Linked DNA regions of Mus musculus: all the other regions are linked to region 1. Evidence: chromatin loops called from intact Hi-C (ENCODE). Cell type or tissue: left cerebral cortex. All regions are shown on one strand. Links, peaks and the distances in the headings refer to the core of each region. The heading gives the core; the rest is flanking DNA.

What was found. Hi-C counts contacts between places; a loop is a spot of excess contacts. Peaks named below come from ENCODE experiments on the same cell type or tissue, not always from the same donor. Only the 100,000 strongest peaks of a DNase experiment are listed, where the experiment ranks them.
Region 2: it touches region 1 in a loop (7-fold over the local background); 31 of 42 quality-filtered maps call a loop at or near these places.
Region 3: it touches region 1 in a loop (20-fold over the local background); 4 of 42 quality-filtered maps call a loop at or near these places.

The regions. Positions count from the first base shown.
Region 1 is chr2:127,502,543-127,513,044 of GRCm38, forward strand. Kcnip3 (Kv channel interacting protein 3, calsenilin) reads right to left here. Exons shown (of 9, transcript NM_019789.4): 2 at 8,287-8,452. Gm35478 (a long non-coding RNA gene) reads left to right here and starts at 1,637. Exons shown (of 4, transcript XR_003953902.1): 1 at 1,637-1,847; 2 at 8,776-8,859. In left cerebral cortex, for the core only: CTCF peaks have their summits at 4,750 (motif pointing right) and 5,834; DNase peaks (open chromatin) are centred at 1,785, 2,906, 4,758, 5,660 and 2 more places; H3K27ac peaks cover 1,907 bases.
Region 2 is chr2:127,554,412-127,564,913 of GRCm38, forward strand. No RefSeq gene overlaps it. Among named protein-coding and RNA genes, the nearest start is that of Prom2, 18 kb to the left of the region's middle. In left cerebral cortex, for the core only: a CTCF peak has its summit at 5,106 (motif pointing left); a DNase peak (open chromatin) is centred at 5,125; H3K4me3 peaks cover 355 bases.
Region 3 is chr2:127,663,180-127,673,681 of GRCm38, forward strand. No RefSeq gene overlaps it. Among named protein-coding and RNA genes, the nearest start is that of Gm22889, 9.2 kb to the right of the region's middle. In left cerebral cortex, for the core only: a CTCF peak has its summit at 4,902 (motif pointing left); a DNase peak (open chromatin) is centred at 4,888.

The DNA.
Region 1 (10,502 bases), core at 1,528-9,527:
GATGAAGAAATGGATGCGGTGAGAGGCTGGAGCATGGCCTGGCAGATGGGGCTCTGTTTACAAACTGTGCAAATGAAGCCATCCAGTCTGCCCTCAGAATCACCTGACTTGCCAGGGAGAACTGGGTGTTGCTATGACTGGTACCCAGATGCACATTTCTAAAAGGCATTTTAGAAATTTCTTTTCTGTGGTAGAGAAGATGCCCTCATGAGTGGTCTGTTGTAGTCCCTGGCCTTTTCCCCATCATTTGTGTATAACTGAGCCATCTTGCTTGTGCCCTGTGTGTCCCAAGCTCTCCCTGAGTTTTCTTCTGATTGGAATCAGCTTTGCCATTTGGCTGGCATCCTCAATTAGGAGTTCAGTGGAACCTGGGTATGCACTTGCATCTATCTGTGTGGGGCGTATATTTAGGGCATCAGAATGATACTTGGACAATTCAGGTCAGATGGGTTCTAGGACAGGGGTAGACAGCTGTTGCTTTAGCTGACAGCCCTCCCTGGCCTCTGTTCTGCCCCTACCTTGCCTTGAGGAGCTCTGAGATGAGAGTCCGTACACAGGGCTCATCTCTCACTCTCTGGGCTCTTTGTATCTTTCCCTGTGAGTTTCAGCAGAAGTCCAAAGGGCAGCACAAAGGTATGACTCTGTAGGTCACACTAAGGAACCAGGGAGGTAGCCTTGCTCTGTGTCCTCCTTACAGCCTAGAAGAGTATCTTGGGAAAAGCTGATCTCTTTCCTCCCCATCTAAGCCTGAGGTGACCTGAGGGGAACTTGGGGATGTGAGACCAGGGTGAGGGGTCTAGCAGAGGGTCAAGGCAACGGCTGTGACTTCCCTGGTTGTTCATGGACATGGCCTGGATACCTGCTACCTCTCTGGAGCCAGAGAGCATGCCCTACAGAGTCCTTGTGCACCTGGGGAAAGAGAGCCAGGCTCATCTTCCAAGTTCTTCTCACTCCTGTCTTACCATTTTCTCATCACTCTGATGGTTTATGCTGTTATTTTTTTTTCCTACAGATTTGGAAATGGGCATTTCTTCCTATAAATGTTCTTTATGGGCTGGCGGAGTGTCTCCACCAGTAAAGAAAGGCACTTGCCAAATGAGTCTGGCTTCCTGAGTTTTATTCTTGTGTATCATTCATATGGAGGTGGAAGGAGGGAACAGACTCCAAAGAGCTGTCCTCTGGTCATTACACCCAAGTCACAAGCTGAGCATACATCCACCACCACCACCACCACCACCACCACCACCACCAACAACAACAACAACAACAGCAACAGCAACAACAACAACAACAACAACAACAACGATGTGCTATTTGCTAACCTGACAGCTCTTAAGTATGCCTGGCTCTTCTTTTTGTGGACACCCCACACTGGGCACAACAGGCTCCACCCCAAAGTGTGAGGTTGACAGCTTCAGTCTGGCTTGCTCACTGCTTAGCATGTCACCCCTCTGGGTCAATGACAGCTCCCTGAAGCAGAAGGCTGCTTTGTGTGTCACACGCCTATGAGAAGGTCCATCTTTGTTTTATGGATTTAATTATGTCTCTATGGGGAATCATGTGACTGCCTTAGCCTAGCTAGGTCCTTTTCCTCCAATAAGAGAATAGGAAAAAAGAGCCCGGGGGGGGGGGGTCCTGAGCTTCAAGGTCTGAAGCTCTTCACACCCCAGTTCTCAGATCCCCATCTGCAAGATTCCCTTCCCTTCTGGGTAGGAAGTGCCCCTGCCAGCCAGCAGGCCCTGCCAAGCTTGGATGAGAGGCAGAGAAGCAACAAAGACACAGCCTTCTGTGACGCGCCCCTCCTCCCACTTCCAGGCCGGATCTAGGCCTCCTGTCAAGTCTTCCCGGTGAGTGGACTTCTGAAGACTTTAAGAAGGCTGTCATTGACAAATATCCTCTATACACAGTCTCAATACACACTGCCCCCCTTATTTCCTCTCTCTCCTCTGCATGGCACAATAGGTCCATATTGGCTCTGATGGAAGAGGACTTCTCGGGGAGGGAGGGAGCTGGGGTTCAGTGAGGATAGGGGGGCCCACATGTGCCAGGCAGGGAGGGCTTTCTAGAGCAGTTAGGAGGGCTTGGGTCTATATCCACTATGGAGATCAGGATCCTGGCCACCCATCTCTTTCCAGGCTTATGAGTCTGGGAATCTTGGCTTAGCTTTCTGAGAGTAAGGGGTCCCTATGGGAATGTACAAGGCACAGAGCCTTTATCCCCAAAAGGAGGAGCTACAGTCCCCATCCCCAAATGACATCTTCCGGCACCTGGTATCCCTGTCCCAGCCAGGCAGCCCTCACCTCGAGCCAGGTTCCCTGAGATGAAGCGGAAGAAGAAGCTGATGATGTCTCCCAGGTGCTTCTTACAGCCATGCTGACACTCCTGCAGTCTTGGGTAGCAGCCCTTGCCACACTCAGACATGGTGCTGCCCGGGTCCTGGTTCTCTGGTGGCCTTTCCAAACCTAGGCTCAGCACCCTTCTTCAGGGAGGGCTTGCCCTCTCCACACCTGCTTCTAGCTTGTTTCTCTTTCAAATCTCTCTCTCTCTCTCTCTCTCTCTCTCTCTCTCTCTCTCTCTCTCTCTCTCTCGGTGTCTCTCTTAGTCTATCTCTTGGCCTGTTTCACTCTCTCCTGCTCTTAGGAAAGTGCCAGAGACTGAACAGCCCCTCAGTCCAGGATCTGCTTTGTCTCCCTGAGCCTGCCTGGTACCTGCATTTATCTCCTCAACCTCCAGGACCCAGGAGCTCACTGTTCCCCCAAATAAGTGTCAGCAGCTGTAAAAAGCCCAGATGGGGGTGAGCATTGCTCTGGCACCTCGGGAGGAGGTGGCACCCAGTGCGACTTGCCGCTCAGGGTGTGAACCTCACAGGCCCAGGGACTTTCCACAGCCTGTTCCCACCCTGCCCCAGCCTTTGGCCTCCTCTTGACTCCTGGCTTCTACTTATTACCTAGAGCCCCATCCTCCCTGCGTGTCTGAGAAGTAGCAAACAGAGAGAGGAAGTGGTCTCTCTCATGAGGAGAGGGAACAGCCAAGAGCATGCTGGAGCAGGAACCAGACTCCCCACTCCCTTTACTGCACACTTGGTAAATGCCAGACAGCTTGCTGAGGTCCTCTGGTCACCAACGAGGCACCCAGTCCCCTCTCTGCGTTTACTTGTAGACATCAGGGTTTGTCAGAGGGAGGGATATGTTCAGTAAGAAGCCGCTATTCTAGGGCTAGGGGTGCAGCTGACTTAGTAGAATGCTCACCTGACATGCAAGAAGCCCTTGGTTCAACCCTCAGCAAAAACTTGTGGCCAACACCTTAATCCCGCTATGCAGGGATTGGAGACAAAAGGATCAGAAGTTCAAGGTCAGCCCCAGCGGCATTGCAAGTTTGAGGCCAACCTGGAACATACGAAGCAAAACAGAAAAACAGTGCCATTCTCCCGTGTTCCTTGCAGTCAACTTGGCTTAGTTCTGGCTAGTGAAATGTAAACAGCCTTCTAGAACTTTCTGTGCTCACCTTGCTCTACTGACACCATTGGCCGAACTTTCTCCTCCCAGGTGTCTTTCCCTTTCTTTTGCCTAGGACGATCCCAGAACGGCTAGAGCGGAAGTAACCACTTTGCAACTGAGAAGGAACAGGCCAAAGAGCAGAGTTTGAGATATTTTGCAATCACTTCCTAACTCAAATGCAGCCACTGTTGCTCAGGGCTTCTGTTCCATACAGAGGTAGGCAAGTCAAACCGCCTCCTCTAAAGCAGAAGTGAACTCGTGTGGGTTGCACACTCTGCCAGGTGAAGAAACTGCAGGATTTGGTGACACTTGCTGTGTACCTGGCCACGTCTGCTGCTCTGAGCTATTTACTGAGCACACACAAAGGCTGTGCAGCAGGGCCAGCAGGCAGCTCAGGCCTTGTGTCTATTAACCCAGTGTTTGCAGCAACCGTAGCAAATGTGTCTAAGGCAAGTTGTGACACCTTCTGGGTCCATGCAGGTCCCGACAAGAGTTTCCAGAAAACATGCTTTTTTGGCAATAGTCTCTTTCCCTCTGCACACAGCTAGTTGCAGGCTACTGAGCTATTTGTGGAGATAGATTGAAGTCTGTAGGTGCTGGGTAGCTGTGGGCCCTGAGCTACCCCTCCCCAGGAACTGGGAATCTATTGCTGGCCTCAGGCCTAGAGGGTTGTGTGTGTGTCTCTATCATCAGGTGTGCTGATGTGGGTGAGACCTAAGCCAGGGTGTGGGGTGGACAGGTAGGCAGGCAGCTCAGCCCTTGATGCTTCTGCCTCCCTTTCGACCACACTGAATTTCTGTCTGAGGGAAATCACATGTGACTGACAGGGTGGCAGGAAAGGTGACACCAAGCCGTGTGGCAAGGGCGGTGGGAAGGGACATCTTCCCCATCCTTGTGGCACGGAGAGGAGAATGTTCTCTACGGGTGCTTCTTACGCTGCCCGGGAGGAGCGGTGGCCGGAGGAAACCTTTCCCATTGATCATGGACTATGGTTAACCATGGGGTCAGGTGTCAGGGAGGTGGAAGGGGACATAGTCGGAGAAGGACCTACTGGGGCATGCATCCTTTCTAATGGCTTTTGAGAGGGTGCCAGGGCTGGGCAGGTGCCTGACAGCCCAGCAGCCAGGTGGCCTCTCTTCCTAGCCATGGCAGCACCTGCCCATAAACAAAGTACCATTTATCCTATTTGACTTACATTGTTACTCAGCATTCAGGCGCCTCCCCTTCTTGGCTACCCTGACCGCATGTTGTCATGTGCACAGTTAGCCAGCAGGTGGCAGACAAGCTCAGCTGTAGCCTTCAATGGCAGACAAGGGCCACTCTTGATGAGCCCCTGGTTTCAGACCCTCCAGCACTCCCGTTGCTCTGCATACCACACTCAGAGGTCACATTCGTCACTGTCATTAATCAAAGAGCTTGTTCCACATCCTGTTTTTTCCCCCTCTCCCAACTCCTGGCACCACTGGGACAGTAGAGATGCCTACTAAAGACAGGGAAAGGTTGGAAGCAGCTATAAGATGGATTCAGTCACGACCATACACAGGTCACAGTACTAACACGATCTACCTCTCTGTTCAGAAGGTGACCCAGGGGTCAGATGAATCCAGCAGGTGGTCCTTCAAGCACTCTACCTACTCAGTGCTTTTCTTGTCTCCATTTGAGAGAATTGAGACTCTAGAGGTAGAAGCTCCAAGGGGAGACGTCCAAGGGGCTATTGCCCTAAAGCCTAAGATGGTCACCTGGCCCCTTTGGGCTGCTCTTATCAATTAGAAAGGGCCAGCTGATAAGAGCCAGGTAGGTCATAGACTGGTCCTGGGGGTAGCTTACAGAGTGGCAAGGACAGTGTTTCAGCTCAGTGGTGTCTCTGGGGCTCCTAATAACACTCCTCAATGGGGATTACGGTCGCTTCCTAGGCAAGACCACAGACAGTGTAGACCTCTAAAGAGTGAAGGTTTGGTTTGCACTGTTGAGAACTCTTTGGATTGGATTAAAGATGGCCACTCCACGCTGCAGCCTGAGGTTCAGGGAGTCCATAAGTCCTTTCTTGAATCTGAACTGAGCCTGTGACTTGAATGGCTGATGAACCTGTGAGTCCACACTTCCGGAGGGCGGGGAGCACAGCCTTGGTTCCATGAATGGTGGGGTTGTGTGACTCAGAAGCTGCGTAGTGTGACAGCTGGGATGTAGGCTTTGTCACACTGTGGTTCCCTGTTCCTCTAGAGTTTCTGTGACTTTCCCCACACCCAGGGTCTCAGTTTTTTGCTTAACTCAGGACCCCAAGCCATTTTGGAAGGATTTTATTCTAACTTAGATAATTAAAGAAACCCAAATCTCTCTGACTTCCAGGAGAGGCAGACTTGAGAAGCAAGTCTGTCCAGTCGGTGGCTTCAGCTGAAACCACGCCTCCTTCAGAAGGCACTCTGCCAGGAAGGGCCACCCACAGAGAAGGCCAGAGTCACAGCTCTGGCACACTGAGATGTTCCTAGGGTCCTGGGCTGAGAATGGCTGTTTCTGGGTGGGGAGTCAAGCTGCCTGCCTTGCCCCCACCATCCGGACCTGTGCATCTTAAAGACCCTGCTACTGGCCCCCTGCTACCTCCCAGGGCACAGCCACAGCTGGACCAGTTCTTGCAACCCCACCTTGAGGTCCCTGAGTCTTGCCCATTCTGTGTTGAGATCCCGACTCACTCAAGTCTTGGGGACGCCATGCTGGGCCTTGACCTATACTTTCAGCAATCCCAGATACCTGTTTTTCTGATTCTGGGGCTGAATGGAAAAACCCCAACAAGGGCAGTGTCTGGGCTGCTGGACTGAACAGGCACCCAGTGCTCAGGATACCGTGGCAGGCCTCTCGGGACATGTGATGGAGATCCCCTGAATGGCGCTTATTGTTCTGTGCACCCAGAGCCTGAGAAGCAGACGCATCAACCACAGTGTGGCATTTCACATGCACACAAAATTGCCAGTGTGGCCACACCAACGGAGTCCTCCTTGGGGGACATAGATGGACGTGTTCCGACTGAGTTGCTGAAGCTCAGGAGCTCACCCCAGGGAATCAGGGAATATGGGATCTTCACTCCTGATTCTCTGGAGTCCCTGGAGGTGGGCTGCAGCTTCTGATTCACACAGCTTAAAGTGGCTTGCTTCCCATCAGCCATACCTCCTCTCAGTGTTTGGTAACTTTTGATAAACATGTCCATCCATGCAAATACAGGCTGGGCTGGGCTGCTGGGTACTCTCCTGGCCTTACCCTGTACTGTGTACTTCTGAAGGGAGTGACTAGGAAAGGGCTCTGGCTTCTAAGAAGCCACCCTGAATGGGATGTGAACACACCCTGCTTTCTCTTGGACTCAGTGCACCCAGTGCACCATGACATTGCCATCAGAGGTGTATAGTCCCAGCCAGAGCCACCATTGCCCAGTGCCTTGTGGGTCAGAGTGGCAATTATAGAGGAGAACAGAGGCCTGGACTATAGCTGCCATATTCTATCTGTTCAGGGAAACTCAAGATGACAGATATGGGGGAGGTGGGACTCTGAGTTGGAAGGGGACAGAAAGTTGAGCCACCTTGGTTGGAGCTGAGTCCTGTGGACACACTTAGAGGCCACACCAGAGTGCTACAGCTCTTGGAGCCCACTCTGGTGGACAATGGGAAACATTTTCACGTGAGTGCAAACCACACATGTTCTGCCACCTGCAAGACATTAGAACAGCGGGGGCCCAGGAAGGTGCCCCACATGTGTTAGTGCTTCCACGGGAAAGGTTCAGAGACAAAAGTCAGGGGTGGGTCAGTTCCGTTGGTGGAATGGAATCCAGCTAAGAGCAAGTCAGAATAGGCTTTGCCAATAAAGATGAGGTCTTAGGATGCAGCAACCTTGTCCCTTCATGTACACACATGCTCAGGCCCCTGTGCTTGCTCTCTCTCCTCCATTCAGGAATACTGGCTAACCCAGGAGTCTAGGAACACTGACTGTACCCATTGTCTGTCAAGGAGACTAAGGCTCCCTGGAGATCACACAGCAAGACTGTGTGGCTTACGAAAACACACAAAGCATCTCTTCCGGCTAAGCGTGTACCTCTTCCTGGTGATGGATTCTCATACAAGCCTCTATGCCATCAAAAAACATATGTGATATAGGCAGAGATCTTGCAACTGATCCTGGGATGCTGGCATGGGATTGCACTTCCACATGCATGGCATATGTACATGTGTGTGTATGCACACTCATGTGCAAAGGTGTGAGTATGTGCATGAGAGAGAGAGAGAGAGACTGCAGGGGCTCTGTGAGGTTATCTCTGCATTTTCTGTGCTACCATTCCTCGTAAACACCCCAGATAGCTGTGAAGAAGCACAGCACAGTTATTGGTGCTAGCCTCACTCCCATGCCATGAACACCCCAGAATGCCAGCCTCAGTCTCTGGGTACATGGGGCAAGAACCCGGAGGTACTAGATCTGCCCTGTGGGTAGGTCCAGGGCCCTTTTCTATGGAGGACTTAGAAAGGATTCATAGATGTTCAAGATAGCTCTGCCAGTGAGTGCTGGGTGAGGTACAGCCTGCCTCCTCAACCTCCAGCCTGCCTCTCTCTCCCAGGCTCTCTCTGGAAAACCTGTGTACGGTTCTGGTCTGCTGTCCCCATGTCCTGTACTAGAGCTCTGGTATTAGCGAAGGGAGAATGTGAATGAATGAAGACATGTTTCCCAACAGAGGTGGAGGCAGTATGGCCCAAGGTGGCCTCAGAGAAGACAGAGCTCAGCGTGATCTCTCTGCCCCCGGTCACTCTTGTCCTACCTGAGCCTTGTGGGGCAGCACTGGACAGGATCCACTTGATTAAGCAGCAACGCATCAGGGCCTGGCGGGTGAACCGTGGCCTTTGCCACTTGATGCTTTCCCTCTTGCTCAGTGGTATGCGCCCAGGATCTCCCAGGAGGTTGCCATCTGATGCCTTCACGGCTTCCTGCAGAGGAATGGAGGGAGGATTCATAAGCTCAGGCTCACGGGAGGGACCTCCAGAAGGTCCTATCGGCCACTCTGATATCCTGGGTGAGGCCAGTCCTAACCCTCCCAGGAACCTGCTCTGCGAGCTGCAGCAGTGCTGGCTGGAAGACCCCCTTCAGCCCCACCCCTTGAGCCTTGAGGTCCCCCCCATCCCTCATGGTTTCTTTCTGTCCTGCACTCAGGCTCTGGCATAGGGCGGGGCCCCAGAAGAAGCGTCCTAGGAAAGCAAGGCCATAAGTGAGCCCAGACTTGTTCGTCTTAAGCTCTTTCTCTCCCCCACAGCCCCCCACCAGCCTGGCTGACACAGCTGAATAGCTCCTGAGAGAACTCACTGAAGCCTAGAGAAGAGAGAGGTGATATCTTGAGGTAAGTGCGCTTCCTTTCTCCCAGTAAGGGCCTTGCATGGCCTTGACTGGAAGCGAGCCTGACAGTGAATGCAAATCTCTGTGACCACCTAAAGCAGCCTGCCCCGTGGCCATCTGGCCAGCTAATTAGGGGAACGGAGTGGGGTGGGGGGTGTTGAGAGACAGTGGGGCCTAAATTTGAGTAGGTGTGAATCGGAAAAGGTCAGCCTGGAGCCACTGTGGAACAATCAGAGCAGAGAGGTTTGTTTGCCTATGGCAATGCTGGCTTCAGTCCTGTCAATCAAACTGTCTGCCATCATTAGTCCCTAGTGGTGGCAGGGTAGCTCCTGGCTGGGCAGGCTGCAGTCAGCCATGACAGCCCTCTAGGCATCTGGTTTGCTTCATCTGTGTCCTGTGTCCACCAGCACATCAATGGAACAGGCATGTCTGGCTCTCAGTTGTCACCTCATATGCTCCAGTAACAACCCCTGCCTTTCCCTTCTCCAGGGTTCACTTGGTAGTGAGGAACATTGGTGTGGAGGGAAGGGATGCCAGGGATGGGGAAGGAGGCATCTCCCTACACGTATTGTGCATACACACTTGCATACTTGAACACACCTGTGTGTACACATGCATACATACACACAGGCACATGCTCCCACACACCCTGCCCTGGCTGAGTCAGAGGCACCTTCTACATTTTTAAGCATCTCATTCAGGAAAGGAATGGCTTTGATGGATAAAATCTGTATATTGGTCAAGGGGTAGGGGTAGGGTGGGTCGGGCAGCTGGTCCTTCGTTATCTCATGAATTCATTGCTGAAGACTCTGAATGTTGGGGTGGGGAAAGGTGGGAGCAGAAGCTGAGATGGACCTCAGAGCTTCAATGCCATTAGCAGGGGCGCTTCATTAGAAGCCCACCTTCACCCTACTCCCACTCACAGTGCTGACACCAGTAGATTTTGTCTCAAACCCTAGGCAGGTGTGACAGACCCTGTAATCCCCCAGGGTAGACTGAGACCCAGAAGTGCGTGTTACACACTGTCTTGACACACTCCTGTGAGGTGGGTCACACCATCTTTTTTACAGGTAAGGAAACTAAGTCCCCGAAGAGTGTGGGGACACGATACACAGTGGTGTGGCATTCTGACTCCAAACCAGATAATCTTAATCACAGGCTTCCAAACTGGCTGTTTATGGATCCTGGTCCCTGGAGAGATTTCAGAAGGTGGGTGTTGGAGTCCATTAACCAGATCTACAATCTCCCGAAGTAATTGTTTATGAACGCCCTGGGCTAAGGGGGCCTAGTGCCATTTTTCTCCCTGGTAGAGAGTCAGGGTGATATCTAGATACCTGCACTGGCTTCCTCTACCTGGCAGAATGGCCAGAACTCTCAGTTTGAGCCCCTCGAGGCAAGGGTTGTGACATTTTCCCTTCCTGAGGTAGCAGAGATCTCTGAAGAGAAAGAAGAGCAGAGAAAAGGGATCCTGCCCATAGTCCCTCAGAAGAGTCAAGCCTGTGGCCTGGGCCCATCCCATTGTGAGGGAGGCAGGAGCAGAGATGGGTGAGCGCAGGTCATCTTCATGAATATTTGACACTTGTCTGTCTGGGAGAGGGTCTGATTGAGCTGCCAAGGAATGTTAAATCGCTCTCCTGACACCCTCTT
Region 2 (10,502 bases), core at 966-8,965, 51 kb after region 1:
ATTGTCTCAAAAAAAAAAAAAAACAAAAAAACAAAAACAAAAACAAAAAAACCACCAAGCCAGGTGTGGTGGTGCATGCCTTTAAATCCCAGCACTTGGGAGGCAGAGGCAGGTAGATTTCTGAGTTCGAGGCCAGCCTGGTCTACAGAGTGAGTTTCAGGACAGCCAGGGCTACACAGAGAAACCTTGTCACGAAAAAACAAAACAAAACAAAACAAAACAAAACAACAACAACAGAAAAACCCAAGAGATCCACTAGTAGAGTACTTACACAACACACAGAAGACCTTGGGTTCTATGCCCAGCACCATAAAAAATTATTTGTTAATTTTTTTTAAAGGTCTGGGCTGGGAAGGTGGCTCAGTGAGTTAAAAGCATTGGTCACACAAGCCCAGGCAACCTGAATTAGAAATATGGAGTATAGGTATAAATCCAGATGTGGTGACACACATCTGTAATCCCACTACTCCTATGCAAGACTGGAGATGGAGACAAGCCCCCAGCATGGAGGAAGCGACACAGCAGAGGTAAAAGGGACTCTGCCTCAACAGGATGGAAGGAGAGAACTATCTCCCAAAAGTTGTCCTTTGAGCCATGTGCACAGCCACATTCGCACACTTCATACACACATCAAGAACAACAATAATAAAAATTTAAAAAAAAACAATAAAAATAATTATCTTCCAAAGATCTGGTGACCACTGTAGTCAAGCCCCAGACCCCATTTTGTTCTTCTCTCCCTCCCATGCGCTGGGAAGGTAAGCAGTTACAGCCTCTTACAGCTGGGTTGAGACTTCATGACCAGCACTGGAGAACAGTCTTTTGGTGGAAATGAAAAGTGCACTCTCTGGCTAAAGCGTAGCAAAGCAAGAGTGAAGTCCTTATTATTCCATTACTGTAATGAGCTATCTGAAGCCGAGTTCTTAACAAGAGTCTTTTAGTTCACAGTTTTGGAGGTCAACAATCTAACCAGCACATCACTGACTCTGGTGAGGACACTTTGGCTGTGTGACATCACGGCTGATAGAGTCCTGGGGAAGATGCTTGTGAGCATGATCGCATAGTAGTTGAGTTTGGAAACTCCAGTGGGAATCAGCTGGTAATGACCTCCCACTGAGCCCCACCCCTTGAAAAATCTCATTACCTCTTAACCAGATCACACTAGAAACCAATCTTTCAGTAATGGGGCGTTGGGATACAAACCTCAGCCAGACAATAATAATGAGTCCTAGCTCCCTAGTCCTGTGGGGTCCCTAAAGCTGCATGTTATTATAGACTAGCAATGTCTCTGCCAACTGGATCCCAGGGTCTCAGCAGAATTACCCACGGACACCAAACACCCTCAGTCCTTGGGAAGGGTGGTAGAGCATGCCACCCACACAGCATGCCGCTTTGATGGGGGAGGGGCGATGGGAGTGGGGGTGGGGTGGGAGGATCCTCTCAAGGACAGTTTAAGGAATAGCAGAAGCACACAAGGCACACTTTCTCTCTGTTCCTCAAGATGGCAGATTTAAAACCCCTGAGAGGAAGGTGCTTTCTTCATGCCAGGAAGAAAGGAACACACTTTAAGGAGTAGTCCTGGCCGAGAGAATTCTCTACAGATGACTTTGTTGAATTCTGCGCATCCTCCTTTAGCCATACTCTTCCTGCCCCACTAACTTAGTCTCTTTTCCACAACCTGCTTCACACTGTTCAATGTTATATCATACAAAACATGTTCTTGTAAAAAATATTTATAGCTGGGTGGTGGTGGTACATGCCCTTTAATCCCAGCATCTGGGAGGCAGAGGCAAGAGAATCTCTGTGAGTTCAAGGCCAGCCTGGTCTACAGAGATAGTTCCAAGACTGCAAGGGCTACACAGAGAAACCCTATCCTGAAAAGTCAAAAAAAAAAAAAAGTGTATGTGCCTGAGTGTATGTGTATGAGTGTGCACCACATGCATGGGGTAGTCTGCAGAAGTCACAAGAGGGCGTCAGACCCTCTGGAACTGGAGTTACAGGCAGTTGTGAGCCCCTCTCTTTGCTACTACTATACAGGTGCTGGGAACTGAACCCAGGTCCTCTGCAGGAGCAGTAAGTAAGAGCTCCTCACTGCTGAGTCCCACATACCAACTTTGTTGGCTCTTCATTTCCTTTTAAAGGCTCTGGTGTCATGAAGCAACTTATATCACATCTGCAGGCTTCCTTACTATTCACTTGTCTCTGTCAATCTACCTCTAGAGCTGGGACAGCAGTGGAGAAACCTGTTCCTTCCTCTCATCTGCCAGCATCAGCCACGACCCTGACCCAAGAGCATATAAATCTGGCTGAGTAAGGCCTGGAGCTAAGTAGTTCTTGAAGCATCCCTAGACTCTGGACTCTTGGTGGAAGGCATTCTAGGTTTCTCCGCAGGCTGGCAAACCTCCCAGTCTGTCACCAGTAGCAGCCACACTGAGGCTGTCCCTGTCCCCAGTACACCCCAGTCTTTCACGCCTCTTCCCCTCTGCAAGTGCATGCTGTCCCCTGACCCAAATGCCCTCCCATAGTTTTCTACAAGATAAAGTGAGTATGTGTGTTTATGTGTGTGTAAGAGTATATGTGTATGAGAGAGTATGTGTATGCGTGTGTGAAGGAGTGTGTATGTGTGTGTGTGTGTGCGCACACACACGTGTGCGCATGTATGTTTACAAAGCTAAACCAAAGAGCTATAATTTGGAGTCTTTTAACAACCCCTGGACAAAGTGAGGGTGGCAGGGGTAAAGCCAAAAATGTGACTGGAGTCACCCCTTGGGAAAGGGCGTCTTTCAAAGACAATTAGTCTGTCAGGGAACAGGACTTCCCACATAATAAGGCAAGCAAGGATTAGAGAACTAAAAATAAGTCCAGGTTCATTTTGCCAAGAATCAGCAGGCCATTCCACGCGCACACCTTCCTTTAATCATGATGCAGCCACTCCCGGCTGAAAGCACGGGAGGACAGGGGAAGCTTCCGAAGCTCTGATCCCTTAAATACAAAGGATGAGCAACCCACAGCAGGGCTGTTCACAGGATCAGGGTTTGAAGCTGTGCTAAGAACGCACGTGGGAGAATCACGTTCTGCTTTTAGGGTTTGCTTGATTTTTTTTCATTTCAAGATTATAATATAATAACATCATCTCTCTCTTCCCTTTCCTTCTTCTAAAACCTCCTTGCCATCTTTCCAATTCATGGCCTCTCTTTTTCATTAATTGTTATTGCATGCACATATGTATACACACATATATTCCTAAATATAACCTGCTCGGTCGGTATAATGCTACTTGTATGCATGTGTTCAGGGCTGACTTGGTACTGGATAACCGACCGGCATGCTCTTCCTTGGGGAAGACTCTCCCAAGCTCAGTGTTCCTTAGTTGCCTGTAACTCTTTGTGCAGGACCGAGGCCTCTCGGTCTACCCCCCAGTCTCTTTGGCCTGTCTATTGGTGTCCTTCTTCAGCTCACGTGGAGGCAGTCTTGTTGATGAGTTTGAAAGGGTCTTGTGTTGCTCTGGCTGTCCTGGGTAGCACTAAGACAGAGGGGTGTGGAACTGGAGCCTTCTCCAGAGGTTTTAGGAATGGACCCCACAACACTGTGAGGGCAGTTATGTATCACTTGTTTTCCCAGCAGGTAAGCCAGGAGCACCTCAGCCTGGAGCATCTCAGATTTTTCTGTCCTGGCTGCGCCCCTGTCAGTCACGACCAAGCTGTCCTGACACTGGCACTGGACACAGAGAGCCCCTACCTACCTGTTTCTTAGCCTCAAAATTGAGATATCAGTAGTCCCTACATCTTAAAGCTATCAGGTGTGTTCAGGGGACATGGTATGTTCTCAGCAAAGGCCAGCGATCACTTATGGAGACCAGAGCTCTTCAGTGCAGCTAGGAGGGGAACTATGGACCTGTGAGTTTGAGCAGGGAGACAAGCAGCTTTGTTTTAAATTGATTTACCCTTTCACAAGTTCTTTTAAAAAATGGTTGTAGTGTTTATATATTTGATGGGGGCATGCCATGTTACACACATGCAAGTAAAGGAAACTTAACAGGAGTTGATTCTCTCTTTCTATCATGTAAGCTCCTGGGATGGATGGAATTCACATGGTTAGACTTGGAGGCAAGGGCCTTTACCTGCTGAGCCAACTCACCAGTCCTGTCTTACAGTCCAAGTTGTCCTGATACTTGTGATACTCCTGCCTCTACCTCTTCAGGATATCCTACTGGTGTGAGCCACAAGTGACTGTCATAATCTTTCTCTCTCTTCACACACACACACACACACACCCCACACACTGTACTTTGATCATATTCCTCCCTCCATCCCTCCTCCTAACCTTTCTCCCTTCTCCCCAGCGGTACCCTCTTTCTTGCTCTGCTGTCCTTGAGCGTGCCCCACGGCTTTGAACTTGCATTGCATCCATGAATGGCTGGTGGGGGGCAGTTGCTTGAGGAAGGGCAACCTTATCAGCAACCACACCACTAAGGATATGCCTTCCCATCTCCTAGCAGCCATTAAGCACTTGAAGCTCCTCTGGGAGGTCGAGGACTTCATGAGCCTGTCCCCCATTCACAATGGAAGGCTGGTGGGCCAGTCTTGTGTGGGTGGCCATCACTGCTTTGGAGTCCGACTTGAACACATAGCTACTTAGCAAGTACTCCATCATTGAGATTCACAGCCAGACCATTTCTAGCATTTTTTAAAAAAATGAATCAGGGAACCACTATATTGCCCAGGTTGGCACTGGACTGTTTCTGTAGACCAGGCTGGCTGCAGAGGGGATCCCCCCTGATTTCCCAAACCCTTCCACAGGGCTCTGTGCTGCACGCGTGCCAACTGTCAGGAAGCTTGTGCCACCGCAGTGTCTGTGAACTCTGCTATTGTTCAGTCCTCCACAGGGCCCTAGGGTTCCTACATCAGAGCCACAGATGTGTTCTAGACAAACAGATAAGTCATTTCCTGCTGAGACTGCTGGATTCAGTAGGCAATCGGTGAATAACTCGGTCTACTTAAAAGTGACCGATGGTATCAATGACCCTGTGGAGCTGAGCAGCTGCAGAGGCAAAGATCTCCATGGAGCAGCCGCAGGAGTCCGACAGACTGGTCGACACTGCCACCCGGTGACAAGTCTGAGAACTACATAGAAGTTCTTACGCATAGGACTGGAGACCCCTGGAGCATCCTCGGAGCCAATCAGTGTGCAGGCAGCCCCAGGGAGCCAATCACTGTGTAGGCAGCCCCAATTACCCCAAATTAAACCAATCTTGGGCCGTTACTAGGTTATTGTTATTTTCATATTCTTGTTTTGAAACAGAGCTCCATTTTTAGCACAGGCTTGCCTTAAACTTGTAATCCTTTTTCTGCATCACGAGTGTGAAGATAACAGGCGCACACCGCCTTACCCGAGGCTTCTTAATTTCTCTTTGAAAGACCTTAGAAAGCTCGCTGTGCCTGTCACAGATATTCCTTCCCTAACAACCAAGGCCTTTCTACTTTCTGTTAATATCCATCACTTTGGCCTCCTTTCAAGGGTCCCCTGAAAGTCCTGTAGCATTCTTCTGGTGCCTTCCACTGAGCAGGATGTTTGTGAAATTCATTGTGTATCCACAGCCCATTCTTTTATTGTCGACTAATGGCCCACTGCATGAACACTCTAGTTTGTTTTCTTTTATACTAATGATGAACATTTGGGACGCTTCCAGCTTGGGCTGCTATTACGGTGAGCTAGTAACATACTTACAGAAATCTTTTTGTGAATGTGTTTTCACTCCTCTTGGGCACACACCCACAAGTTGGTGTGGTACTGAATTTGTGTTATTTGACTTGGCGGTAGATTCCTTTATCCATTAAGCCATTTCCCTGGTTTTTGTTCTTTATTTTGAAATTGCATGGTGGGTGATACTATAACAGTACAGACATTGTGGGTCTCACATTTTGAAATTTCAAGCACCATCTGAAAATATTAAATGAGAAGTGCCAGAAATAATCAATTCATATGTTTCCAGTTGTTTGATGATCTGAGTGGCATGATGAATTGTCATGGCTTCTGCTCCATCCTCCCCAGGGGAAGCCCGTGCTTCCCCTCTAGGTCCAATGTATCAATGCTGTATACACTACTTCTTCTCAGTCACTTAGCCATCACAGTTACTATGACTGACTCCCAGAGTAACACAGTGCTTGCATTTAGAGAACCCCTGTTTTTATCAATAATGGCCCAGGAGTACAAGACAAGTGATTCACATATAACAGAGAGGCTATGAGAATAAAGCACACACGATACAGAACTACGGGAGGTTTCATGCTCCACGGGGGACATCACAGAACACACCCTGATAGATAAATACAGCTGTATCTGAGAACAATGTTATGAGAATGTCTACTAGGCTTCTAAAGGTGAATAACAATGGAATGTTAAAAACAGAACACTCAGAGGCACTGTGGATGTAGCTCTATGGCCGAGTGACATATATATTGAGATTTTATATATATATATACATATATATGTGTGTGTGTGTGTGTGTGTCTGAGTATGGTTTTGCGCATGAGTTCAGTGCAGAGACCAGAAGAGGGCATCGCATCCCCAGAATTTGGAGTTACAGTTGATTGTGAACTATCCAAATGATGGCTGGGTGGTGTCCCCTGCAAAAGCAGCAAGGTCTTTTTTTTTTTTTTTTGGTTTTTCGAGACAGGGTTTCTCTGTATAGCCCTGGCTGTCCTAGAACTCACTTTGTAGACCAGGCTGACCTCAAACTCAGACACCTGCCTCTGCCTTCCAAGTGCTGGGATTAAAGGCGTGTGCCACCATGCCCGCCCAGCATGTTCTTTTAACCATGACCATCTCTCTAGCCCACTTGCAAGAAAGAAGGGGCACATGGAAGGGGGTGGAGGGACAGGACATGGGAAGAGTTGGAGGGAGGAAAGGGAAGAGTGATGTAGTTAGATTTTAATTTAAAACATTTAAAATGTAAATGCAGGGCTGGAGAGATGGCTCAACAATTGAGAGCACCGGCTACCCTTCTAGAAGACCAGGGTGTGACTCTCAGTACCCACGTGGCAGCTAACGACTGCAGCAGCTAATGTCTGTTCCACAGGATCTGACACCCTCTTCTGGCCTCCATAGGCACTGTACAAATGTGGTGCACAGACATACATACAGATCAAATATCCACATACCTAAAGTCAAAGTAAATCTCAACAAATGTTTAATGTGAATGTAAAGGAAGTTCAAGTGTGTTGATGTGTGAGTGTTGGTGTGCACGTGCCATGGTGTGCATGTGGACGTCAAAGGACAGCTTTTGGGAGCCCAGTCTCTCCTTCCACCTTGTCAAAGTGGGGTTCTTATATCTGCTGTTATATGGCTTAGTCCAGGTCAGCTGGCTCATGAACTTCTGGCGCATTCTCTCATCTCCACTTCCCAGTAGGAATGCAGGTGTGCACCCTCTTTTGACACAAAAACTAGCCGGCACAGTTAACTTTCAGAGTTGTGTCCAGAGTGACCCATTCCAGTTAGGCTCTGCCTTCCAGGCTATCCCCATCCCCTCAATCAATTTAACTGGGAATCCACCAATGAATTAGCCTGTCAGCATCCTCATGAGCTAATCACTTCCCCAAAGTCTGACCTCTGATCATTGCATTAAAGACCCAGTCTTCTAGACAGGAGCTTTTTGGGGGTACACTTGAGACTCTAATTATAGCAGGTAGAAATGCCAATTTGGGCTGAAAGAGACTACAAGAGGTGGGCAAATGAACACAATGTATGCCATTACTGACTGGAAACAGGATGGGGGACAGCAAGTGGTATTTTGGGGAAACCATGGATAAGCTAATGCTCTATGGCAGAGAGTATTACACTGGCATTCGATTTCTTGGGTTGAGTAAGGGTGATATGGTTAGACTGGCAGACTCAGTCAAATGTAAAGGAATAAGAAGCTCCATAGAAATTACTCCAAAATTAAAAATGGAGCTACCAGGTGATCTAGCAAGCCCACGCTCTGGCATTGCTATGGTTTGGGTAAGTATCTGCCATTAACTTTTCAAGCTTATTGAACACTAGATGGATAAATTTTATTGTATGTAAAGTAAATATTGGCAAAGTTAACTTTCCAAATACCCCAAAAATTAATTTGAAAGGCCTAATAAAGTTGATGAACCTCTGTAAATAGAACTGAGGGAAAGACTATAAAGAAGCAATCTCAAAAAGCACACAATTGTAAGCGAAACAGAGACTAAAAGGAAAAGAAAATTAATTCAATGACAAAAGAAAAAGTTTAAGAAAAACTTTTAAAAAATTAAGCAACAGAAATAGGACTAGTCCTTAAAGGTAATTAACAAATTTACAAACACACCAATTCCAATTTAGCAGGGAACATAGACACTCAGAGAATACAGACTTCCTGAGATGATGGAAATCATGACATTGGGAAATCTCAGACATGCTTGGATTCTTTAACATTAAAAAAAAATCAATATAGTTTGTTACGTTAGTAAGGAACAGCTTGGGGCTGGAGAGATGGCTTGGCAGCTGAGAATGTGTGCCGCTCTTACAGAGGACCCGAGTTCAGCTCCTGGCACCTACATGTGTAACTCCAGTTCCAGGAGAGCCGATGTATCCAACCTCTGTGGGCACCCACAGGCATGTGTGCATATCCTCACAAAGACACATATAATCACATCGATTAAAAAATCAAATGCTTTAAAAATGAAAAATATGCCTATTACAAAGACACACACACATATGTTTACTACTGCTTAAGAAAACAGTTAAAAAAACGTAAAACTCTATTATTTTCACAGCCATTTTTATTGAACTACACCATCATAACAAATATGGGATAGACAGGTCATATAAATGACTATACCAATTATATCTAACTATTTCCTAACACCTAATAGTTTACAAATCACTTTTGTATCCACTCTCTACCTAGTTCTAGCCACTCTCAAGTAGGTATGGCATTTTCAAAACACATATATAAAGAAACATTTCAAACACAAAGTGACTTGTCTCAAATATCAATTATCATCTTAATTTTGTTGATTCTCTATAATAACATATATCAAATGTTCTGATAACCATAAATAAGTAATTCATAATTGGAAAAAATAAATCCAAGCGACAAATGTAAATTCAATTTGCCAGTGGCTCTTACACATCCTTGGAATAAAGATAAAAATATTAATGTTACAGTTTATATTCATGATTGTAGTTATCTCTCATCAAGTTTGCAGTGCACAAATTGAACACTGCTATTTCAATTGAAAAAGTATAGTCCTGTGGGCTGGAGAGATGGCTCAGAGGTTAAGAGCACTGACTGCTTTTCCGAAGGTCCTGAGTTCAAAATCCCAGCAACCACATGGTGGCTCACAACCATCCGTAATGAGATCTGACACCCTCTTCTGGAGTGTCTGAACACAGCAAAGTGTACTAACAGATAATAAATAAATAAATCTTTAAAAAAAGAAGTATAGTCCTCTCAAAGTTAGAGGAAGCAGTGCATAGTTCCCACACAGGAGCCTATCTGTAGAACCAGTGGCCATTCCAGTTCTAGCTGACTATTCTGTACTGCTGTCTATATGCCACAGACCCGTGGGCTGTGCTCCACAACGTGCCGTATCCGTGCCCAGTGCAAGAATGGCAAGGGAAAGATAGAGTAGCTGTTTTCCCTAACAGTTCAAGCTCAGATGGAAATCTTGGGAAGAGAAACACAAGAAGGTTCTAACAGGTGGAGAAAGATGAGATGGACAAGGACTTAGACACCTGAGGGACCCACAGCAGAATTTCTTGGCACTTCTTCTTTTGCCTTGTATCACAAACTGCTTTTTGGAGAAGCTGACAACCTAAAACTGTGGAGTTGTGGAAGAGACAAAGAGGAGAAAAAGAAGAGGGGTAGATTCATAAAGGCCCAAGAAAAATCTACTTATTCTTTCTAAGAAACAGGTCAGGAAGGGGATAGACCAGCAGGACAGAAAACTTTTAGACAATATTGTCCAGTTTTAGCACAAAAGAACACACAGTCCTTCCCCTACCAGCACGGGCCATTTGGGGAGCCTGCATTTTCACTCTCCAGCCTCCGATGTGGTGGTGTCTGAGTTCCTACTCCAACCCTTCCTCACCAGTACCAGTGGAGGACACATGAAGGGATGAGGCTTCCAAATCTACCCAGAGACAAGACAGCCCTCCCCAGCCTTAAGGGCATCAGTGGGGCTTAGAGGCAGAATTTGCCCCATGGTAATGAAGTCATCTCACCCTACTCTAATACCGATAGTCATGACATCCATGGATTTCCTAGCCAGGCGGCATGAATGGGGAGCTACAAATCCTACCCCTCCCTAGCAGAACTGAAGTCCCCTACCATGGCGCCAATAGAGGCACAGGTAAATCCAGACTTCTAACACTAACTTAAAGCAACATGGATTGTGGAGTCCTTTCTCCACTGGAGGGATGTCAGAGGAGGCCTGCCAATGCAGAAGATTTAAATAGAGTATCAAGTTTTATAATACACAAAATATCTAGGC
Region 3 (10,502 bases), core at 1,334-9,333, 160 kb after region 1:
GAGCTCCATGCTGAACTCGGAAGAGACACGATGGGTATTCGTCATCCATGAGACAGTACAGTAGGGTATAGGAAAGCTTTTTTTTCTTTTTCAAGTGAAATAAATCTTCAAAATAATTATTTTTTGAGAATTTTATGCAACATATTTTGATCATGTTTACCCACAACTCCTCTACCTAGTTCCTCTCATATCCATTTCTCACTCCCTAAATGTAAGAAAAAATTTTTCTCCCATACTTACTTAACCTTATTTTATGCCCCTAATATATATGTGTGTTTCAGCATCTTATCAAGGCCAGGTGTTTACTCAAAATCTACATCCAGGACAGCTCCGGAGGAGCAACCCACAGATGCTCCAATCTGTCCTCACAGACACAGCGGCTTCTACTGGACCTGCTCCTTCCTACCCAGGGATGGTTCCACAGACCCTGACAGCAAGGAAACAGCTGACTCTCCTAAGGCTAGACCAACATCCCATCCCCATCTTCTTAGGCTCCCCAGATACCCCAAAGTCAGAAGGAAGCACCTAAAGATCATGAAGGCCCTATTCCTGCTTCACCATTGCCTCGTTCTACTTTCCTCTTTTTAAATTAAACCAAAATGGAGAAATGTTAGCATTCCTTCTAGGCTCTGCCCAACACTTATAATAATAATGATAATAATCATGATAATAGTCAGGTAAGTTTGGCTTGCTATAAAAGGGGCTATTTGGCCCTCCTCGATCTCTCTGTCTCCTCTCTCTGTGTCTGTGTCTGTGTCTGTGTCTGTGTCTGTGTCTGTGTCTGTGTCTGTGTCTGTGTCTGTGTCTGTGTCTGTGTCTGTGTCTGTGTCTGTGTGTGTCTGTGTCTGTGTCTGTGTCTGTCTGTGTCTGTGTCTGTGTCTGTGTCTGTGTCTGTGTCTGTGTCTGTGTCTGTGTCTGTGTCTGTGTCTGTGTGTGTGTCTGTGTCTGTGTCTGTGTGTGTCTGTGTCTGTGTCTGTGTCTGTCTGTGTCTGTGTCTGTGTCTGTGTCTGTGTCTGTGTCTGTGTCTGTGTCTGTGTCTGTGTCTGTGTCTGTGTCTGTGTCTGTGTGTGTGACTGTGACTGTGACTGTGTCTGTGTCCGTGTCTGTCTGTCTGTCTGTCTGTCTCTCTCTCTCTCTCTCTCTCTCTCTCTCTCTCTCTCTCTCTCTCTGCCTGAGAGTTCTTGCCTGCTGCAGGACTGGATGGATGTGAGCAACACACCTTTCTTTCTCCCATTCTCACAGAGCCCCCACCTCTATGGTACAGGAGACAGGATTGACAGAGATGGCTGTAAACCTGAGATGGGGTGAGGGTGAGGATGGGGGCAGGAACTCCTTGGTCTCAGAGGCTCCAGCTGGCAAGCACACCTTGCTCTTTGGTTTTTTGGACTCCTTTAGGCCATGCATGGCTATAAACCTCTTGCCTTATTCCTTCTCCCCACAAGTAAGAATTGAGCATTTAGGCACCAAGCAGGGCGTCCCACTGTTTTCTCTTGGCCACTGCCCTTGTCGTCTTTCACGTTGAGTCCAAAACAGATACTCATTTATTAAGAGTCACTCAGGCTCCCTCAGGTGACAGAATGCACCCAAGACTCTGGCGGCCATTAATTCACTGCTTATACAAATTACTTAATGTCTCTGTTTCAGTGTCTTTTGTCTATAATAACAATAATAATACGTCTCCCACAGGCCATTAGTGGGTTAACAAGATAAAACGTGTTGAGTACCCTTTGTGTCTGGCACAGTAAACCCCAAGATGTGGGGACATGGCTTGGAGGGTAAAGTGCTTGAAATGAAGTGTCTATGTCCAGCATCCATGTAAAAGTGGCAGCGTATGGTGTAACCCTAGTGCTTTGGAGCAGGGTGCAGAGGCAGGCACATCCTGAGGGTGGCCTTACAGGCCAGGCTGGCTGAGAAAGTAAGCTCCAGGGATAAAGAGAGACACTGTTTCAAAGAGTGAAGTGGAGAACAACAGAAAATGACACTGGGAGGAGGGTGACTTTTTAGGCCTCTGTCACTGCATGCATGGGCACACACTTGTACACCTGCATGTACACATATATACCATTCCTACATGCCATGTGTATATATATATATACACATATAAAAATGTGGGCAACGACCTTAGCATTAACAGCGTTCATGCACCCTGGGACTCTTAGTCAGGGTTTCTATTCCTGCACAAACATCATGACCAAGATAAAAGTTGGGGAGGAAAGGGTTTATTCAGCTTACACTTCCACATTGCTGTCCATCACCAAAGGAAGTCAGGGCTGGAACTCAAGCAAATCAGGAGGCAGGAGCTGATGCAGAAGCCATGGAGGGATGTTACTTCCCCTGGCTTGCTCAGCTTGCTTTCTTATAGAACCTAGGACAACCAGCCCAGGGATGGCACCACCCACAATAGTCTAGGCCATCCCCCATCCCCTGGTCACTAATTGAGAAAATGCCTTACAGCTGGATCTCAAGGAGGCATCTCCTCAAGGGAGGCTCCTTTCTCTGTGCTAACTGCAGCTTATGTCAGGTTGGCACACAAAACCAGCCAGCACAGAGTCATATGTCATCATGTGTTTGTGCACTTTGACCTCGTGCATGGACAAAGCCCCTGTTACAGGACATCCTGGCTGTCACCCACACACCAGCTTCCCTGCTCAATCTAGGAGGTTCCTCCGGGCCTGAAGCCATTTCTATTCTTTCTCCTTTGACTAGTGGAAGCTCTTGTTCTGGTCTCTGCAGGGACAGTCACACCTTGACTGAGGACAGAAAGAAAGGCCACAGTAGGCTGCCATCTCTCATGCATAATCATAATGACAAAACCAGGTACCACTTCTCTACCATCCAGGATGACAATATCTTCTTCTAGTGGGACTCCTGGAATGAGCCAGGGTTCTGCCCCCGATAGCCACAGAAGCGCTAACTTAGAAGCATCCCAGAATGCCAGGCTCAGAAAGTGCCTTGTGAGTGGCCCTGAGCGGCCCACCCTCCCCAAGCTGTCTAATGAGCATAATTGATCAGTTCTGCTCACTTTGGATATGCCCACGCTGGTGACTCAGAAATCATTGGCCAAACTAGGAGCTGACAAACAGGCTATAGTGGAAGCTGGAGTCTTTTCCCAGGACCATCACAGTGGTCTGGGCCCAGTTAAGAGCTAAGAGTAGTCCCCAGTGGCACCCTGCAAGTCAGCGGTCACAGTCACACCATCCCACCTACAGTCCCTATTGTCTTATTGAGCTTAAAGTATCTTTTGATAGAGGACACAACAAAGCCATTGGATAGACAAGAGGCAGAACCCTTTTTATTTTAAGCTTGGAATGAGAGCAGCTGCCAGGCACACCAGGCTCAAAATGCCAGCAAGCTGGATCTGTCAAGGCAGCTAATGGCTCATGCCTATAATACCAGATACTCAGCACATGAGGTGGAAGGATCAGGGGTTCAAGGCCTTCATGGTCAACTTAGCAAGACCATGTCTCAAAAAGGATCGTAGAGGTAGGGCATTTGCCAGCATTCACGAGGTCCTGGGTTCAATCCCCAGAACTATAAAGAAGAAGAGGGAGGAGGACTCATGCCCACTGTCAGGGTCTCAAAGCTGTGACACTATAATCCTATCTCTGCTTTCATAGCTGTATCTGTTGAGGCAGATGCTAGGCCCACTCTAAGAGGGCATTCCTGGAGGGGTATCCAGATATGCCACCTGGAGAAACCATGTTTACCTTCTGTTTTCTTCTACACAGGAAACCCAACTCCATATGAACAGAAATCCTACAGGATGCATCTCTGGATTAGAACTGTTGAAGTCGCAAACACTGAAGACAAACATTTGGTTTTGTTTCTTAGTTAAAAACTTGTTTACTGGGTTACAAGAGTTAAGTTTCATAACTGTGTTTTCAAACCTGATTTGTTTTGTTGTTTCTCTTCCCATACCTTCCACATCCTCTCTGCATCCCCATGCACCACACCCTCCCTGTACCCCATGCACCACACCCTCCCTGTACCCCCATGCACCACACCTTCCCTGTACCACCATGCACCACACCCTCCCTGTACCCCATGCACCACACCTCAGTAACCTCCTTTTGCTTCTCTTATCACATGTGACCTTTGCCTTTCCCTCTCATGGTCCCCTAACTAACTACTTTCATACTTCTCTCTCTCTCTCTCTCTCTCTCTCTCTCTCTCTCTCTCTCTCTCTTTCCAGACAGGGTTTCTCTGTGTAGCCCTGCTTGTCCTGGAACTCACTCTGTAGACCAGGCTGACCTTGAACTCAGAAATCCGCCTGCCTCTGCCTCCTGAGTGCTGGGATTAAAGGCGTGTGCCACCACTGCCCAGTTAGTCTACATCTCTTATTACACACATACACACATTAAAAATTAGAATTCACGTAGGAGAGAGAACGAGACAGGGTCACTTGATAATTCTTTCTAGTTGCAACCATTTGCTTACAGATTTCGTAATTTTCTTTTTCTTGACAGCTAAGTAAAATTCTGTTTTGTACATATGGCACATTTTCATTATCTGCTTCTCTGTTGATGGGTGTTGGGGCTGGTTCCATCTTTTTGCAACTGTGAATGGTACAGTAGTAGACACAGATATCTCTGTGGTATAGAGCTCTTTGTGTAGATGCTGAGGATCTGAACACTGGGCCATATGGCTTTCTTTTCCTTCCCTCCCTCCCTCCTTTTTTTTTTTTTTGGCTGACAGGGTTTTTCTGTGTAACCTTGGCTGTCCTGGAACTCACTCTGTAGTTCAGGCTGGCCTCAAACTCACAGAGATCCACCTGCCTCTGCCTCCTGAGTGCTGGGATTCAAGGTGTGTGCCACTACCCATCTCTGCCTGCTCTTCTTTTAGAACACTTTGAGGCCTCAGTATTGCCTGAATAAAGGAAAACCTGTGCCCCCTAGTGGCAGTTTGAAATATAACACTTTCATTCAATCTGGAAGGAAAATTACCTGAAATTCCTTATGTTCAACTTCTTTCTTTCTTTCTTAGAGACAATAAAGACCCAGCACGAACTGCATCCCAGCCTCTGGCTCTGATGCAGTCTCTCAGGAACTTGGGGGGAATTCTCTTAAAGTCTTCTCTCCCCAACCTGTACCTTCTGTAGGGGGAATTCTGAGACTCCCTTTATTGCCTGGACTTATATCTTTATGCTCCTCCCAACGGACTTTGGAACTAGTTCTGGAACTGCTTTCTATCTGAAACCCCACATGGGACTTTCCAGACCCCCAGAAGGCATTTATGTTCTTAGGGCTTAGGAATGAACATGGGCTGGAAGAATTCAGGTCTGAGACAAAATTCTCAGATGACACTGAGTTTCAACATATGAAGGTCTCTGACCTCTTGTGGGCTGACATAAGCATCTTTTGGGGACAAACACTTCCCTAGGCCTAGAGACAGAGAATGAAGAGAACCTCTCAGCTCTTTAGGTTCAGTTTTGCGCATCTAACACAGCCTTCTCCATTGGGTAAGCAGCTGCTTCTGCTTGGCTTGGCTTAGGATAGGATAATCCTGTAGGTAGATGGCCCAGGGTTCTGTGACTGTCTGCTTAGGAGGAGGAATATGAGATAGCAGGGGTGGTATCATGTTGTCTGCTTTTTGAGCAGGAAGCCAGTCAAACTCTACTGCCTTCCTTGAAAGGCTCAAACCCAGTCCCTGCTTCTGGGACTGACAATTCTATTAGCTAAGAAAACCTTTAAGTTACTACTAATGCCCCACGCCAGCTCCTCTCCTTGTTAGAAACTCATTGTTAGATGTCCCTCTGTCAACTGACAAGCAGGCTTTTCCAACAGCAATCTCTTCTGAAGAGAATGAAGAGATAGCTTCTCAGAGATGAACCCTTTTGTTGTTTTGTTTTGTTTTTGTTTTCGAGACAGGGTTTCACTATTGTAGCCCTGGCTTGCCTGAAACTCACTATATAGACCAGGTTAGCCTTAAATTCACAGTTCCTCCTGCATCTGACTCTCAAGGGCTGGGATTAAAAGAGTATACACCACATCAACTAAGAGAGCTGTTCTCTTAAAGCTGGCTACCTTCTGACTTCTCCCCCGAGGACATAAAATGAGCCCTGCCCTCCTGCCTCCCGACTGTCTGGAGGTCCTGGCCATACCTAACTCAGGTCAGCCTTACCAGAACAGCCCCTAGAGAACTCTGATCATCTTTGGTTTGCTGTTGGGAGTTACTTCATGTCAAAAGTAAAGTGTAAGGTGGGACAGGCCATTGTCCTCTAAAAGACACCATTGTTAATGGAGTTTAGGGTCAAAACCTGGGCTTCTGGAAGTTTCTTGCCTACCTGTCCCCAGTATGCCAATCACAGAGATAAGAAATAGTTACAAAGTAGAGAAAAGAGATTATTCAATGTACATCCCTGGGAAAGCAAATGCAGAGGTCCAGTGTCCCCCAATCTGTCTTCAGGGTCCAGACATGAGGTATAGTTTTAAACAGAGAGCAAGAGTTGTACGAAAGCAAGCTGTTGGTGGCTGGGGAAATGGTTCAGTGGTTAGGATCTCTTGCTGTTCTTAGAGATGGGTAGTGGTGGGGATTTGGGTCCAAGCACCAATGACTCCAGCTTCAAAGGATCCAATGCCCTCTTGTATGTGGAATAGGGTAGGAGCAGTGGCCATGAGAAGACAGTGGGACACCCTGCTTGGTGCCTAAATGCTCAATTCTTACTTGTTAAGACAAGAGGGTTATAGCCATTCATGGCCTAAAGGAGTCCAAAACACCAAAGAGCAAGTTATGCTTGCCAGCTGGAGCCTCTGAGACCAAGGAGTGCCTGCCCCCATCCCCACCCTCACCCCATCTCAGGTTTACAGCCATCTCTGTCAATCCTGCCTCCTGTACCATAGAGGTGGGGGCTCTGTGAGAATGGGAGAAAGAAAGGTGTGTTGCTCACATCCATCCAGTCCTGCAGCAGGCAGGATCTCAGACAGGGACAAACCACCCAGGTCAGCAGGCTGCAAGTGGGGATGCCTTACTCTGAGAGAGAGAGAGAGAGAGAGAGAGAGAGAGAGAGAGAGAGAGGAAGCTGGAGAGATGGCTCATGGATAAAGAGCATGTACTGTTCTTGCAGAGGTCCTGAGTTCGAGTCCCAGCACCTACAGTCAAGCTGCTAAACTGCAGCCCCAAGGGATGGGACACTCTCTTCTGGTCTACTTTTCTGCCTGCACCCGTGTGTTTTCTTATTTATTTTTTTAATCAGAGTCTTCTTTGTAGATGAGGTTGGCTCTGAAGTCTTGATCCTCCTGCCTCGGTCTCCCAAATGTTGTGACTACCCCAGGCTCAGCTCACACAGGTGGATTAAGCTTTATGTTGAGGTACAACGAAATTCCTCTTTTCACTCTCCAAAGATGTTCTTCTGGAACCAGTGAGGAAAAAGTGCTTACAGCCAAGCCTAAGGACCCAAACTTGATTCCCAGGACTCACATGCTTGTGTGTGTGTGTGTGTGTGTGTGTGTGTGCATGCGCATGTACCACAATCAACTAAGAGATAAAAATCTTAAACAAAATAAAGATTTCTTTGGTAGATAGAACGAGATCCATAGCTGCTCTACTTCTAAAAAGGCAAAATTTCTCAAGATCTATCTACAGAATAACAAAATCTCTACCAAATTCCCCATGGTTATGTGTGATGTAATCATATATTTTAGGTTGAAGCAAAAGTCACATGGAAATGCAAAGGATCCAAAATAGCTAAGATAATCCTTGGGGTTTTTTGAAGTGGAGTTATAGTTTATTAAGAAAGAGCTTCGAGACTGCCCGGGCCTGACCCGGGGCAAAAGCCCCTTCCGCTCCACTCGAGCCCCGGGCTTCCTTGCCAGCGGAGTTGCCTGACACCCGCAAGGGCCCACACAGGATTCCCCACGGGATCCTAAGACCTCTGGTGAGTGGAACACAGCGCCGGCCCCAATCCAATCGCGCGGAACCTGAGACTGCGGTACATAGGGAAGCAGACTGCCCGGGCCTGACCCGGGGCAAAAGCCCCTTCCGCTCCACTCGAGCCCCGGGCTTCCTGGCCAGCAGAGTTGCCTGACACCCGCAAGGACCCACACAGGATTCCCCACGGGATCCTAAGACCTCTAGTGAGTGGAACACAACTTCTGCCAGGAGTCCGGTTCGAACACCAGATATCTGGGTACCTTCCCTGCAAGAAGAGAGCTTTCCTGCAGAGAATACTCTACCCACTGAAACCAAGGAGAGTGCTACCCTCCCAGGTCTGCTTATAGAGGCTAAGAGAGTCACCTGAAGTACAAGCTCTTAACAGAGACAACTATAACAGCTAGCTTCAGAGATTACCAGATGGCGAAAGGCAAACGTAAGAATCCTACTAACAGAAATCAAGACCACTCACCATCATCAGAATGCAGCACTCCCACTCCACCTAGTCCTGGGCACCCCAACACAACCGAAAATCTAGACCCAGATTTAAAAGCATTTTTCATGATGATGATAGAGGACATCAAGAAGGACTTTCATAAGTCACTTAAAGAATTACAGGAGAGCACTGCTAAAGAGTTACAGGCCCTTAAAGAAAAGCAGGAAAACACAGCCAAACAGGTAGAAGTCCTTAAAGAAAAACAGGAAAACACATCCAAACAGGTAATGGAAATGAACAAAACCATACTAGAACTAAAAAGGGAAGTAGACACAGTAAAGAAAACCCAAAGCGAGGCAACGCTGGAGATAGAAACCCTAGGAAAGAGATCTGGAACCATAGATGCGAGCATCAGCAACAGAATACAAGAAATGGAAGAGAGAATCTCAGGTGCAGAAGATTTCATAGAGAACATCGACACAACAGTCAAAGAAAATACAAAATGCAAAAGGATCCTAACTCAAAACATCCAGGAAATCCAGGACACAATGAGAAGACCAAACCTAGGCATAATAGGAGTGGATGAGAATGAAGATTTTCAACTCAAAGGACCAGCAAACATCTTCAACAAAATAATTGAAGAAAACTTCCCAAACATAAAGAAAGAGATGCCCATGATCATACAAGAAGCCTACAGAACTCCAAATAGACTGGACCAGAAAAGAAATTCCTCCCGACACATAATAATCAGAACAACAAATGCACTAAATAAAGATAGAATATTAAAAGCAGTAAGGGAGAAAGGTCAAGTAACATATAAAGGAAGGCCTATCAGAATTACACCAGACTTTTCACCAGAGACTATGAAAGCCAGAAGAGCCTGGACAGATGTTATACAGACACTAAGAGAGCACAAATGCCAGCCCAGGCTACTATACCCGGCCAAACTCTCAATTACCATAGATGGAGAAACCAAAGTATTCCACGACAAAACCAAATTCACACAATATCTTTCCACGAATCCAGCCCTTCAAAGGATAATAACAGAAAAGAAGCAATACAAGGACGGAAATCACGCCCTAGAACAAACAAGAAAGTAATCCCTCAACAAACCAAAAAGAAGACAGCCACAATAACAGAATGCCAACTCTAACAACAAAAATAAAAGGAAGCAACAATTACTTTTCCTTAATATCTCTTAATGTCAATGGACTCAATTCCCCAATAAAAAGACATAGACTAACAGACTGGCTACACAAACAGGACCCAACATTCTGCTGCTTACAGGAAACCCATCTCAGGGAAAAAGACAGACACTACCTCAGAGTGAAAGGCTGGAAAACAATTTTCCAAGCAAATGGTCTGAAGAAACAAGCTGGAGTAGCCATTCTAATATCGGATAAAATCGACTTCCAACCCAAAGTTATCAAAAAAGACAAGGAGGGACACTTCATACTCATCAAAGGTAAAATCCTCCAAGAGGAACTCTCAATTCTGAATATCTACGCTCCAAATGCAAGGGCAGCCACATTCATTAAAGACATTTTAGTAAAGCTCAAAGCACACATTGCACCTCACACAATAATAGTGGGAGACTTCAACACACCACTTTCATCAAGGGACAGATCGTGGAAACAGAAACTAAACAGGGACACAGTGAAACTAACAGAAGTTATGAAACAAATGGACCTAACAGATATCTACAGAACATTTTATCCTAAAACAAAAGGATATACCTTCTTCTCAGCACCTCACGGGACCTTCTCCAAAATTGACCATATAATTGGCCACAAAACAGGCCTCAACAGATACAAAAATATTGAAATTGTCCCATGTATCCTATCAGACCACCATGGCCTAAGACTGATCTTCAATAACAACATAAATAATGGAAAGCCAACATTCACATGGAAACTGAACAACACTCTTCTCAATGATACCTTGATCAAGGAAGGAATAAAGAAAGAAATTAAAGACTTTTAGAGTTTAATGAAAATGAAGCCACAACGTACCCAAACCTTTGGGACACAATGAAAGCATTTCTAAGAGGGAAACTCATAGCTCTGAGTGCCTCCAAGAAGAAACGGGAGAGAGCACATACTAGCAGCTTGACAACACATCTAAAAGCTCTAGAAAAAAAGGAAGCAAATTCACCCAAGAGGAGTAGACGGCAGGAAATAATCAAACTCAGGGGTGA